Regions from separate parts of the Homo sapiens genome. Here all the other regions are linked to region 3. Evidence: chromatin contacts called from ENCODE Hi-C data. All regions are on one chromosome and are shown on one strand. Each heading gives the region's core, a stretch centred on a gene start or an enhancer-like site at or near the end of the contact. The rest is flanking DNA. Distances are from core to core; before and after follow the strand shown. Region 1 holds the start of TRAPPC11 (trafficking protein particle complex subunit 11). Region 2 holds the start of ING2-DT (ING2 divergent transcript). Region 3 holds the start of SPATA4 (spermatogenesis associated 4).

Region 1 (4,340 bases), core at 82-2,581, 7.5 Mb after region 3:
GGACTATGGTCCAACTCTGAGAAACATTACACTGTATGTTCTTTGCTTTGCAGGGAGAAGAAGCTATTAACGCATTCACTTAGAAATTCACCCGGCAAGAATATTTTAGAAGAGATTCAGATATCAACTAGCTAGCTTGTTGGACTTTGGGTCCTTTAAAGGTTAACTTCCAATCCAGAGATTCTATTACATTTATCATGTAAAAGTAGTAAGTTTCAAGCATTATACTTTAAATTAACAGTGAACTTATCTACCACCCAATAAGACCTGGTTTCTAGTCCCGATTCTACCACGTACTTACTGTGCAGCCCTGCGGCTATCATCGACCCACCTATCAAAGTTAGAAGGTTCCCCTACAGATGGCCCGTAGCACCCACCCCCCAACTCTAATATTATATGATTCAATGTCAAAATGGCATCTCACAAGGAAATATTTGAGCATAAACCATAAATTCAGGTGGTACATGAATGCTCAAAACAGACAGATGGGTAAAAGATTTCCCCAAACAATATGGACAGAAACTCAGATGCACCACCAGTGTCATTTTCTTCCATGAGAAATGTAACTAACTCAATTAGCCCTCTACTAGCCAAGAGATTTAAAGATGACCAGACTAAAATTTAAAGGTGATCAGCCTAACTCAGTAAACAGGCACTGAACACATGGGATTCAAGGAGAGCCAAGAGCACTGGATCGTGCACCAAGGACGCTCATCCCTGTTATTAAGTAACCAGGGGAGACTCCCGGATTTGCAAAAATGAAAAATGAGGGGGGAAGAGTGGCAGAGGCGGACTCCTGGCCATTCACGCGCGCTTGGGTGGGACGCCGGTGAACTCGGGGCACCCCGGCCGGCTCCGAGGGCACAGGGCACGTGCCGGGCAGGCTGTCCGGGCACCAGGTCTCACGGGGGCCCGGGGCTGCGCGCCGCGCCCGCGCTGGGAGAGGGCCCTGAGCCGGGGGGCTCACCTCCTGGTCCTCGTTGGCACTCATCGCGCCGGTCGCGGGGCGCCTCCTGAGCGGACGGCGTTCGCAACAACGAAGAGAAAGCGAAGGCAGCGGCCCAGAGGCCGGGCGTCCCCCTTTCGCGCCTCGGCTGTGGGGGCGGCACAGTCTTGGCACTGGCAGACGCCAACTGCGCGCGCCCCGAGCCTCGGCAGCGCCCAGCCGCCGGCAGTGGGCTGTGGGCTACGAGCCGGAGCCGCGGCTGGTGGGGCCTGGGAAGTGCAGCGTCTCCCTGACGCTTGGAGGAGCGGCGTAAAGTTCCGGGACAGCGATTGGTGTAGAGCGCGGTCACTCAGGCCCAGAAAGTGCTTCCTGTGCCGGGGGAGGTGGGTACAGGGAAGTCTCGCCTGTTGGAACTGGCTGTGGGGCTGCGGCGGTGGGGACGGGCCACGGCGTTCTGTGACATCCCCCCGCCTCCCCTCGTCTTCTCCCGGCTGGCGGCGACCGGCCTCAGCTGCAGCGGGCCCGGGGCGTGGGGCCTGGGTGAGTCCGGGCCCGGAGACCCGCGGGGCCAGGCGGGACCGCCGAGGAAGAGAGCTAGCTCTTAACAATGCTGGTTTGGGGGCCTGCGTTTTGCAATCCCATCGACGGGTGCAATCCTGGCACTTCTCTTTTAGACCCGAGGAAAGACGCACCCGTTTCTAGGGCCTCCCAGGTTTAAGACGGGGGAATAAGAGGAGGAAGATATCTGCCTTTAGGGACTGCAAGGTTATTTCTCTACCTTTCCTCACTGGAGCTACCAGAACAGATACTGGGACCATGGGGACGGTGTTTCTCCTACGTTGGATTGTTGCTTCTCATCTTTAACATCGAAACATCATTTCGTCCCCACACTGTCGTTCCTCTTTTGTTCGTTTTGTAGTTGAACATCTCTGAATCCCATTCTTAGCAGCCTTGTGTCCTAACACCCTGAACTTCCAGTTAGTTAAAAGAAAAAAAAAGTAACCACATTAGGTTTTGGGGTTTTTTTAGTTGCCAATTTGATTGGGTCACCTTTCTTATCTTTCACGCTAGTTTCCAGTTTACTTCCCTTGCATTACTTGATCTCCCATCCATTATTCACCTTCTATAGCTGCGCCTCCTTTCGTGTATAGTTTCGTTGGTTGCTCCATTGGATATCTGAAAATTTCTCCTTCCAGCCTGTCATTGAAATCCATTCGATCTGCGCCTGTGCGTTATCGGGGTTCTCATTCAAATTCCTTTGCTGCAGAATAAGCACGACCATTTCAGGTGACATAGGAGAATGTGGCAAGACTTTCTGATACAATTTTCGTGCAGCAATTTTGGGACACATTTCCCATAATTTAGATCTCTGCTGTCCAGTTCTGTAGCCAGTAGCTACATCAGGCATTTGAAATAGGCTAGTCTGAATTGAGATGTGCTGTGAGTGTGAAATACACACCAGATTTTGAAGACTCAGTACAAAAAAAGGTAAAATATGTCATTAATAACTTTTATATTATTGTCAGTATGATAATATTTTGGACATACTGTACTGCGTTAAATTGAATATTAAAATGAATTCCATCCACGTTTTACTTTTTAATATGACTGCTAGAAATTTTTAATTTATTTATGTGACTTGTATTTCTATTGGATGACAGTCATTTTTAGTTCCTCTTATTTCAACTCCATATTTAAAGACCACAGCTATGTCTTTTGGGCCTCTGGAGTTATTACAGGAAATGGCCTCTAGTCTAGACTCGTTCATATTAAGCAAAGGGGCCCGTATTGTATTTTGGTCACTTGTTTTTTGTTGTTGTTGTTGAGACGGAGTCTTGCTCTGTTGCCCAGGCTGGAGTGCAGTGGTGCGATCTCGGCTCACTGAAATCTCCGCCTCCCGGGTTCAAGCCATTCTCCTGCCTCAGCCTCCCGAGTAGCTGGGACTATAGGCACGCATCACCATGCCCGGCTAATTTTTGTATTTTTAGTAGAGACGGGGTTTCACCCTATTGGCCAGGCTGGTTTTGAACCGTTGACCTCGTGAATCGCCCGCCTTGGCCTCCCAAAGTGCTGGGATTACAGGCGTGAGCCGCTGTACCCAGCCTGGTCACCCCTTTTTAATTTTCATTCCTACATTACCCAGAACTAGACTGTTTCTTTCTCTGAACATGCAATCCTTTGCCCTCATAACTTAATCCTGTCCTAAAAATATTTAAACAATTCTAAAACAATCTGTTGTAGACATTTCTGGCAAGCTTTGCAAATCATTTATTGAATACCTGTTGTTCTTTCAGTATGTAAACATGAGAAGACTAATAGTCTTTCCTAAATTAACCTTTCAGTTGAAAATATTCCATGTTTTGGGGATTAGGTATTAGCCTAAGTGTGCCTCACTTTTCACAAAGATTGTGTTAGACTTCTCCATAATATACTGGTATACTGGTGTAGATTACCTTTTTTTTTTTTTTTTTTTTTTTTTGAGACGGAGTCTCCTCGCTCTGTCGCCCAGGCTGGAGTGCAGTGGCGCGATCTCCGCTCACTGCAAGCTCCGCCTCCCGGGTTCACGCCATTCTCCTGCCTCAGCCTCCCGAGTAGCTGGGACTACAGGCGCCCACCACCATACTCGGCTAATTTTTTGTGTTTTTAGTAGAGACGGGGTTTCACCATGTTAGCCAGGATGGTCTCGATCTCCTGACCTTGTGATCCGCCCGCCTCGGCCTCCCAAAGTGCTGGGATTACAGGCGTGAGCCACCGCGCCCGGCCAGATTACCTTTTAAAAGAGCCTCATGACACATTCTTTTTCAAATAAGATTATATTTAAAATGTAGTGATAATTTTGTTTGGAATAACTTTTTTTTTTTTTTTTTTTTTTGTGGCACAATCTTGCTCTGTCACCCAGGCTGGAGTGCAGTGGCACAATCATAGTTCACTGTAACTTTAAACACCTAGACTCAAGTGATCCTCCCATCTCAGCCTCCCAAGTGGCTGGGACTACAAGTGAGCACCACCATGCCCGGCTATTTTCTTTTTTATTTCTTTTAGAGACAGGATCTCACTATGTTTCCCAGGCCAGTCTTGAACTCCTGGCCTCAACAATCCTCTGGCCTTGTCCTCCAAAAGTGCTGGGATTATAGGCATGAGCCACTTGTGCCTTACCTGAATTCTCTGTAATATGCTGGTATAGATTATCTTTTAAAAGAACCTCATTTGGGAGGCCAAGGCTGGCAATCGCCTGAGGTCACGAGATCAAGACCATCCTGGCCAACATGGTGAAACCCTGTCCACTAAAATACAAAAAATTAGCTGGGTGTGGTGGTGCATGCCTGTAGTCCCAGCTACTAGGGAGGCTGAGGCAGGGGAATCACTTGAACCCGGGAGGTGGAGGTTGTAGTGA
Region 2 (4,375 bases), core at 1,787-4,286, 7.3 Mb after region 3:
CTACTTAAATATCTTCCTCAGAAAAACATTGCTCTCTGCTTCACTGAATTAAACAGGGAATTAACTGCCTCTTACTGGTTTGGAAAAGACCTCAGTAACCAAATAAAATGCATGGGATTTGCTGGATCCTGTTAAACCAAATGTGAAAGATTTACTGAGACAATAGGAAAATTTGAATTGTGTAGTTATTAAATGATAGTAAGAAAATTTGGGGAGGCAGAATACATGGTATTACGGATATGCTTAAAAAACTGTTATCTTGGCCAGGCATGGTGGCTCACGTCTGTAATCCCAGCACTTTGGCAGGCCAAGGCGGGCGGATCTCTGGAGGTCAGGAGTTCCACACCAGCTTTAACCAACATGGTGAAACCCCCTCTCTACTAAAAATACAAAAATTAGCTGGGCATGGTGACACATACCTGTAATCTCAGCTACTTGGGAGGCTGAAGCAGGAGAATCGCTTGAACCTGGGAGGCGGAGGTTGCAAAGAGCCAAGATCGCCCCATTGCACTCCAGCCTGGGCGACAAAAGCAAGTCTCAGTCTCAAAAACAAACAAACAAAAAACAACTATTATATTTTACCTATTCATATTATTCATATTTAAAGTATTTACAGATAAAATGATAAAAATCCAGCAAGAGTGAGGGAATGTGAAGGGCTATAGATTAAATAATCTTAGCCATATGTTGCTAAATGTTGAAGCTGGGTAGACGGTATATAAGGATTTATTGTAGTATTACTTTTGCCTTTGAAAATTTCCATAAAAGTTTAAAAATATTAAAAAGTAGAAAAAAGAAAAGGATTTCATTTATTTGATCTGACTCAAACAGAAGCTGAATTTTCTCAGCAGGCATCTTTAGGAATCTTTCACCATTACTTGCCAGTTTGTTTTCAACCAGTTTGAAGTTGTTGCTCTCCCCAAGAGACAGGTACGGAGGCGTACACATTTCCTGCCAGGGACCTCTTAAAGTCAGACTTAGAAATTCAAGGTAATCCCAGACTAATTTGGGGAGATCAGTTACTTATCTTTTTTTTAGGGTTGCTTTATGGTAGATAATACACTGTAGAGCAAATAAAATGCCTTTTTGCTTTATTCACAGGATTAAATACCATAAATTAATTTCTAGTTGCTGAGAACGGGAGATTTTAAATTTTGCATTTAGAAGACAAGAAATTCAATCTGAAGAGGCCCCATATTTCCAGTTAAGTGACCACTCAGAAGGGAAGGACAGCGCTCAATAACCAAGGTCAAGAGTTGGGTTTAGGGTTTGTGGCGATTTTTTTTGGGGGTGGCAAGAATAAGCCGTAGATTAATCTCTTAAAATAAATATAGCAAGAAAAGCATGCCTAAAATAATTCATACATATACATATATTATCATATTACAGTGTTTTACAGTTTTAGATCAGTACCAGCTAAAATATTCTTTGGATTGTTTTTGCTTTTTTACCAGCCTGTTCAACAGAATTATAAAAGGTGACAATAATGCTATAAATGTCTCCTATCCCATGCTCATCCCTCCTCTCATCTTGCTCTGTTTCTGGAGTACTCTAGGTATTCTGCATCTTTGCCTTTTTCCCCTTCTAGTTTCTAAACACATTTCTTATCTACTTGCAGATCACTTATCAGACTGAATAAAATCCATAGGTACATTCGGTGTCTGACCTGTAACAAGGCACCCCACATTATTTTGCGCCTTTGATAAAGACCAGCTTATTCAAACTTGTGAGAAAACAAAAATAGCAGGGTTCAAGTAAAAACCAGTAAAATTCAGTTCTTCACAGTGGCGGTTTTTTGACAAGACCCGGCCGAAAGATTTCACGAACAGTAAAATCCCAGAATGTTCTCAGAAATACTATCCACTGTACTGTCTGGGTTGCTTAATACTGGCCCAAACCTCAGTGTCCTAGGATAATAACCCAAGACAATTTCCCAGTCCTTTGAAATAGTTGACGTCCCAAGATGTCAAATTGCCTGGAGTGCTTTATTTTGGTTTGAAATTTAAAATTTCCTCTAGATAAAGATCTAGATTTCTCTTTGCAAGTCAAAGGCTAGTTACTATTAACAGCTGTTTCAAAAGTGCTCTAAATAGGTCACCATTCAGGTGTACCAACGCTGCAAACTGGATCTAAGAAGATCCAAATTTGTCACCACTCACTCACATTTTAACTCAAAGGTAGTACTCACAATTGGCCTTGTTTACATAGGCATTCCATTAAAATTATCCATGCATTCATTCTATTTGCACCCATTTCTTTCAAAAATGTCCATCTGTAATTAAAATCAGCTCCTCTGCCTGACATCTCATTTACACTACACCGAAATTAAACCCCACTAGGAGATCACGTAGATTATGGGGCCGAGGGCCCGCCCGCTGACTAGGTTTTCACTCGCGTCTCCTCCATGCCCCAGGTCCCCTCCGATTGCAGTCCTGGGGCAGGACTGAGCAAAAAGTCCCGTAAAGCTGGCGTGTGCCCCACTCCGCCAGGAAGCCTCACCGACGTCCTGTGCTTAAATGTTCTGACACCCCCCAAAAGCAGTTGTTTTTAAAGGCTGTCTGTGGGACCAATGCGTTGTCAAACAGATGCCGTCCCGCATCCCCTCCCCCTAAATGACACAGAAGATTCCAGCGTAGGGGAAGGGCCACGAAACCCGCAGGGCACACGACGCCGGGGGCCGGAGGGAGCACCGCCTACCTCCCTGATCAAGCCCCGCGGTGCCGGGCGAGCCCGAGGGCCCGGCAGGAGGCGGGCGGCAGCCCCAGGCGAGCTCGGAGGCGGCGGGAACGCAGCCGCCGCGCATGCCGGGAGCCGCACGCCGCCCGCCGGGGCGCGCAGTCCCGCAGGCCTCGCTCCAGGTCGTCCGAAAAGGAACCGCCTGCTGCTCCTTTGCAGGCTCGCGAGGAGCCGCACTCGGACCGCCTGATGGGGAAAAAGCCGGTGTGGCCGGGCGGAGCGAGCCGAGCGGAGCTGGAGCTGCCCCTCCCAGCGGGGAGGACGGCACGAAGGACCGAGCCGCCTCCCCTCCCGGGTCCCATTCAGACGCGAGGCGCAGAGACTGGCTCCCCGGGCTTCCCCTTTAAGGGGGGCGGGGCGCGGCCTGCCGTTTGGCCGCCCCCCACACCCTCCCCCGCTAGCCCAGAGCCGGCAGACCAATCGCCCGGGCGGCGGAGCGAAGGCGGGAGAATGCGAACCCTCCGGTAGGCGGTAGGGGCGGGCCCCGGCCTTATTCGCAGGGAGCGCTGCGCAGGCGCAGAGGCGGCCGCGGGCGGAGGGGCGGGGGCAGGCTAGCGGGAGGCTCTCCGTGAGGCACGGAGGGTGACTGGGGACAGGCGGGCGGCGACGGGCTTGTCATGGGGATCCGGGCTGCGAGACGGCACTCGTAGCATCTGGGGACTCCGAGGGGGACAGGAAGTGTCAGCGCCCGGGACCCCGGCGCCGGCCCCGCCGAGGGGATCCCCACTGCTCCGGTCCTGGAGCGGGAGGGGAGAAAGGAGGGAGCCCCGGTTTCGCCCCGCCCCTGGGCTGGTGCTGCGGGGGCGGGGAGTGAGGGCTGCTCTGGGGGGAGTGGAGATCGGGGAGCGCGGCCGTGCCCTCTCGAGCGGCTGCGGGGTCCCCGCGGCGCCGGGCTGCTGAGCTGAGGGCCCGCGGCGGCCGCGGCCGGTGCATGTGCGGCTGCTGGATGCGGAGGCGGCGGCGACGGCGCGGATCGGCAGGATGTTAGGGCAGCAGCAGCAGCAACTGTACTCGTCGGCCGCGCTCCTGACCGGGGAGCGGAGCCGGCTGCTCACCTGCTACGTGCAGGACTACCTTGAGTGCGTGGAGTCGCTGCCCCACGACATGCAGAGGAACGTGTCTGTGCTGCGAGAGCTGGACAACAAATATCAAGGTAGGAGCCGCGGGGCTGCCGGCCTCGGGAGCCGGTGGCGGGGAGCCTGTCCGGGGGAGTGCCACCTTCCCTTTCTCCCGTGACAGTCTCCCCGAGCGCACCGAGGGTCTGCCGAGCGGGACTGGGAGGACTGGAGACCGGGTTGGCGGCCCTCCGTGGCCCCGCGGTGGGCGAGTACTTCTCTGGGGTCCCCAGAGTGGGGGTGGGGGCCGCTTGTCAGCCCCCGCTGCAGACCCAGCGGCTGCAGCTGCCGCTGAGGGGAATCAGCCATTTTAAGCAGCAAGCATTTGTTCAGGCGCTGGCCCGCCCCGTGCCGCAGACCCTGCGGCCCCGGCCCGGGACTGCAGCCGGGCAAGGGTCGGAGGGAGTGAGCGGCCGGGCTCCCGCTGGTCTGCGGGGCGCGCTTCCCCACCTCACTCGCCCCCACCCCGGAGTGCGGGTGCTTTGGAACGTGCGGGGGGAGGGGGCGAGAGGCCGCGGAGGCGG
Region 3 (4,629 bases), core at 1,258-3,757:
TTTAATAGTAGAAAGAAAATGTTTTTATCATAAGAACTTTTATAAAAATCTCCAAGTACTATGAATTCACTTTAATCTCCCTTTTATTTACCTATGAAGTAATTTTTGTGTTTAACACGTTAGTTATTAAAAGATAATATTCAGCAGGAAAACCAATCAGTATATATCATGCTAATGGAAATAATTATGCTCAGTTTCATAGGTGACTCATGACATAAACAGTTGGAATTTAATAAACTTTGTAATACACAGGAACAAGCTGCCAACTCAGTATCACACAGTCACACACATACACGTAGAGATCCAGGAAATTAGCATGGCACACTTTAAAACAAACATCTTAACAGTTAAAAGTGTAAATGACTGCTAACGTACCTTCTCCAACTGTGCCCAGTTATCCAACTTGACTTTTAAAGAGGTCCCGTTTTCAAAGGATGATAATTCAAGTTCCCAGGGGTAATATATACAGAATATTTCTGCAATTAGGAAGCCATTTGAAAAATCTCTGATCCGTGGCAATTAGGAAATGAAATAAAGTGTAGTTAATTATGCAGTTTGTATTATTTTATAATTAATACTAGTCTAATATTCCATACTAAAAGTATCTTGTAAAGTGAGTGTTGTTGGATCGTTGCTCTAAGGAGAACCTACTGTGGAATTTTGCTAAGATTATCTACGTTTCAAAGGCTTTGGTGTTCTTTTGATGAACCCAAACTGTTAATTTGTATTGAATCCGCATTTCAAGAAGATCCCCAGGTGATTCATATGCACTTTAAAATTTCAGAGGCATGGTTGTAAGTAATACTGAAGACAAATTAGTAAACTAGTCCCCCGCTTATCTGCAGTTTTGCTTTCTGCAGTTTCAGTTACCTTGGGTCAATCACAGTCGGAAAATATTAAATGGAAAATTCAAGAAATAATTTGTAACTTTTAAATTGTACTCTGTTCTGGGCAGTCTGATGAAACCTCCCTGCCTGCTCTGTGTTGCCTAGGATGTGAGTCCTCCCTTTGTCCAGAGTCTCCACGTTGTAGACATCAGTCACCTTTTAGTCATCAGATCAACTGTACAGTGTGGTGCGCTTGTGTGCAAAGTGCAAGAGCAGTGATGCTGGTGATTCAGATATGCCAGAGAGAAACCATAAAATTATTCCTTTAGGTGAAAAGATGAAAGTTCTTGACTTAATAGAAAGTTGTAAGAATGGTTACAATGGTAGGAATGAATCATATTCCTGAAATATGAAGAAAAAGAAATTCTTGATAGTTTCGGCATCACACCTCAAACTGAAAAACTTTCAGCCACAGTGTGTGATAAGTGCTTAGTTAAGATTTTTAAAAAGGCATTAAATTTGTGGATGGAAGACATAAACAGAAATGTGTTCTGACAGAGGGTTCTGTAGTATCCACAGTTGCCATCCACTGGGGATCTTGGAACCTATGCCTCTCTGATAAGGAGAGACTACTTTAAACCAGAGTTCTGCAAAAGATTCATTGCCTTTTTATAGAATTTAGTTTGCATTCCCAGAGCAAATATTAGCTGCCAGTTACATACAAAGTGCCTACAATTAAGCAGCAACTTTAAAAACTTGTTGGTAACTCTCAAACTAGATGCCATCTCCGACAAAGGGTAAACTGATCCTTACCAGTATTTTTTTTTTTTTTTTTTTTTTTTTTTTTTGAGACAGAGTCTTACCCTGCCACCTAGGCTGGAGTGCAGCGGCATAATCTCGACTCACAGCAACCTCCGCCTCCCGGGTTCAAGCATTCTCCTGCCTGCAGCCTCCCCAGTAGCTGGGATTACAGGCACCCGCCACCACACTGGGCTAATTTTTTGTATTTTTTAGTAGAGACGGGGTTTCACCGTGTTGGTCAGGCTGTTACTCAACTCCTGACCTCAGGTGATCCGCCTGCCTCGGCTCCCAAAATGCTGGGATTACAGGCATGAGCAACTGTGCCCGGCCGTCCTTACCAGTATTAATGCCCAATATCACTAAAGAAAAAGCTTTGACTATTTTAATATTTTTGTAGTCACCAAAGCATTCTATATTGTCCACAATTTAATGATTGGTTGATTAATTGAATAAACAAGATGTATCGTGGTATTTTGTTAAAGCCTTGTTCCCTAATAGTGTTTTCGTGTGTGTACGTGGGTGGGGGGGTCTTGATTTGAAACATAAGCCAGGCCAGGGTAGGCAATCTGAGGCCTGGCAGGCGGCGGAAAGCAGGCGGGGCGCCCACCGGGGGGGCCTAGGACTGGCTTACTCAAGCACCTGTTGATGTTCCTGGGGAAGAAGCTGAGATCCAGACCCTGAAGCCAACGCAGAACGGAACGAGACAAGCGGGAGCTCTTCGGCGCATGCGGATAGACCAGACACTTCTTAGGCCTCCCTCGGATGGGAGCTGCTAGCTGTGGCGAAAGTGACGGTGACTTGTCTAGGGCTGCCGCAGTCTGTGTCAAATACCCTTTTTCCTGGCCGGCGGCAGCCATGACGCTTTCTGGGTTGCTGCGGCAACAGCAGAAGGCGGGGCTGGGCCTTATTGCTGGCGGCGCGGTCTCGTGGGGCGGGGCGGAGTCTTATGGGGCGAGACCTCAGCGCCTGCGCAAGCGCCGCAGCAGCCGCCCGTACTTCCGCTTTACTCAGATTTTGGACCGCGGGGCCGGGTATCGAGGGAGGCAAAGCTGGGGTCCCAGTGGTGTGGCTGCGGTCTGGGGAGCGCTTTCAGTCTCAGATTTAGTTGGCCTCACTGTTAACCTATTTAGAGCTTTTTTTTTCTTATGTCATCGTTCATAAGTTTTGTATTTTAAATATTGTTGGTTTCTGCCCAGCCAAAGGCCTATTTTCAGTCGTCTAGTTTGAGGAGTGGTGTGAGAAGACTCCAGAGGCCAAGGACAGTTTTTGTTTGGGAATTGGAAGAGATGGGGGAAAAAAATCTTTGAAATGGAAATGAATGTCCACAAAATTTAACATAACTATTTCCTTAATTATTGCATTAAGTATTTGTAAACATTAATATTTGAAAACGATGTGTAGGTTAGATTTTCACACTTAATTAAAATCTCCTAGTAGGCATAATTCCTTCATTAATTCAACAAATATGTATTGAGTCCATATTATGTGCCACGCATTCATCTAGTCACTTGGGATCTATCTGAACACAATGAAAACAACTGCAAAGTTGGCATAGGCAATTATAAATATGTAAGCTTAATTATTAAAATCCATTAAAAATTTTTACAGCCACAGTTTTTTGTTTTTTGTTTTTTGTTTTTTGTTTTTTTTTGCTTGGCAGGGCACAGTGGGTCATGCCTGTAATCCCAGCACTTTGGGTGGTGGAGGCGGGAGGATCGTTTGAGCTCAGGAGTTCAAGACCAGCCTGGGCAACACAAGGTGGAGAGACTTTCGCTACAAAACAAACAAACAAACAAAATAGCTGGGTGTGGTGGTGCACACCTGTACTCTCAAGTACTCCAGATGCTGAGGTGGGAGGATTGCTTGAGCTCAGGAACTTGAGGCTGCAGAGAGCCAGGTGACAGGCCCTGTGGATACATACACATGGTAAAATATGGGATAGATCTTGATAATGATACTATGTAATATTTTTAATGTTTATTCATATACATGCTTATTAATAAAGTAAACCAGTGTATTCTGTATGTGGTTAAAAAAGAAAACCAAAACTGAAGCTATGTAAGTGTTTTCTGTTAGGCTAAAAAAGTTTTAATGAATGATTCATTCATTCTGTAAACCTTTTCTGAGGAACTATCCTGGAGTATGTGCTAGATCTTTACCATCCAATATGGTAGCCACTAGCCACATGTGGCTATTTAAACTTAAATTTAAATAAACTCAGTTCCACTGGCTACATTTTACCTGCTCAATAGCCATATGTAGCTAGTGGCTGCCATGTTGGGTAGGACAGACACAGCACTGTTCCATCACTACAGGAATTTCGATTGGACAGCTCTGTGCGGCAGATCATTTATAAGAGATTCAGAGATAGAAATATCAGTGAAAAGATTACATACACTGAAAAGCTCTGCCATGGTAAAAATATGTTAGCACCAGAAAGGAAGCAAATACTTTGGCCTGGGAGAGTGTAAGAAGTCCTCTCAAAAGAGATGACCATTAATTTGGATCTTAGAAGGTGGTATTTTAAGCTGATTTTTAAGATGAAAGCTTTGAATAGCCATTTCTACTGTGAAAGGAAATTAAATCTTGGGACCCCCCCCACCTCCCCCAAATCACTAAGCTAAAGGGAAAAGTCAAAGTGGGAACTGCTTAGGGCAAACCTGCCTCCTATTCTATTCAAAGTCACCGCTTAGCTCACTGAGCTAAATGCATACCTGATTGCCTACTCTGGAAAGGCTCATCAGAAACTCAACAGAATGCAACCATTTGTCTCCCATCTACCTATGACCTGGAAGCCCCCTCCCTGCTTGAGTTGTCCTGCCTTTGCTTCTAGTTGTCCCACCTTTTCCAGACCAAATCAATGTTCATCTTCCACATGTCGACTGAAGTCTCATGTCTCCCTAAAATGTATAAAACCAAACTGCCCTGACCACCTTGGGCACATGTCAGGACCTCCTAAGGCTGTGTCACGGGTGCTCATCCTCAACCTTGGCAAAATAAA

Evidence for each region. Hi-C counts contacts between places; a loop is a spot of excess contacts on that map. Pooled maps may share reads with other maps.
Region 1: a pooled map shows a loop between it and region 3 (11-fold over the local background). The contact joins the promoter of TRAPPC11 here to the promoter of SPATA4 in region 3. A Hi-C loop is called at or near these places in 5 of 50 pooled maps.
Region 2: a loop to region 3 is called in a map of CD8-positive, alpha-beta T cell, with 12 times the contacts of the local background. The contact joins the promoter of ING2-DT here to the promoter of SPATA4 in region 3. A Hi-C loop is called at or near these places in 3 of 168 maps with a recorded cell type or tissue (CD4-positive, alpha-beta memory T cell, CD8-positive, alpha-beta T cell and naive thymus-derived CD4-positive, alpha-beta T cell) and 8 of 50 pooled maps.

The regions. Positions count from the first base shown.
Region 1 is chr4:183,657,962-183,662,301 of GRCh38, forward strand. It overlaps TRAPPC11 (trafficking protein particle complex subunit 11), which reads left to right and starts at 1,332. Exons shown (of 30, transcript NM_021942.6): 1 at 1,332-1,486. RWDD4 (RWD domain containing 4) reads right to left here and starts at 1,224. Exons shown (of 8, transcript NM_152682.4): 1 at 968-1,224. The coding sequence starts at 991. RefSeq lists enhancers at 431-1,219, 1,134-1,263, 1,220-2,007 and silencers at 739-959, 774-983, 1,354-1,643.
Region 2 is chr4:183,501,479-183,505,853 of GRCh38, forward strand. It overlaps ING2-DT (ING2 divergent transcript), which reads right to left and starts at 3,037. Exons shown (of 3, transcript NR_033995.2): 1 at 2,698-3,037. ING2 (inhibitor of growth family member 2) reads left to right here and starts at 3,580. Exons shown (of 2, transcript NM_001564.4): 1 at 3,580-3,889. The coding sequence starts at 3,718. RefSeq lists silencers at 2,662-3,701, 3,922-4,375.
Region 3 is chr4:176,193,078-176,197,706 of GRCh38, forward strand. It overlaps SPATA4 (spermatogenesis associated 4), which reads right to left and starts at 2,508. Exons shown (of 6, transcript NM_144644.4): 1 at 2,268-2,508; 2 at 376-505. The coding sequence starts at 2,485.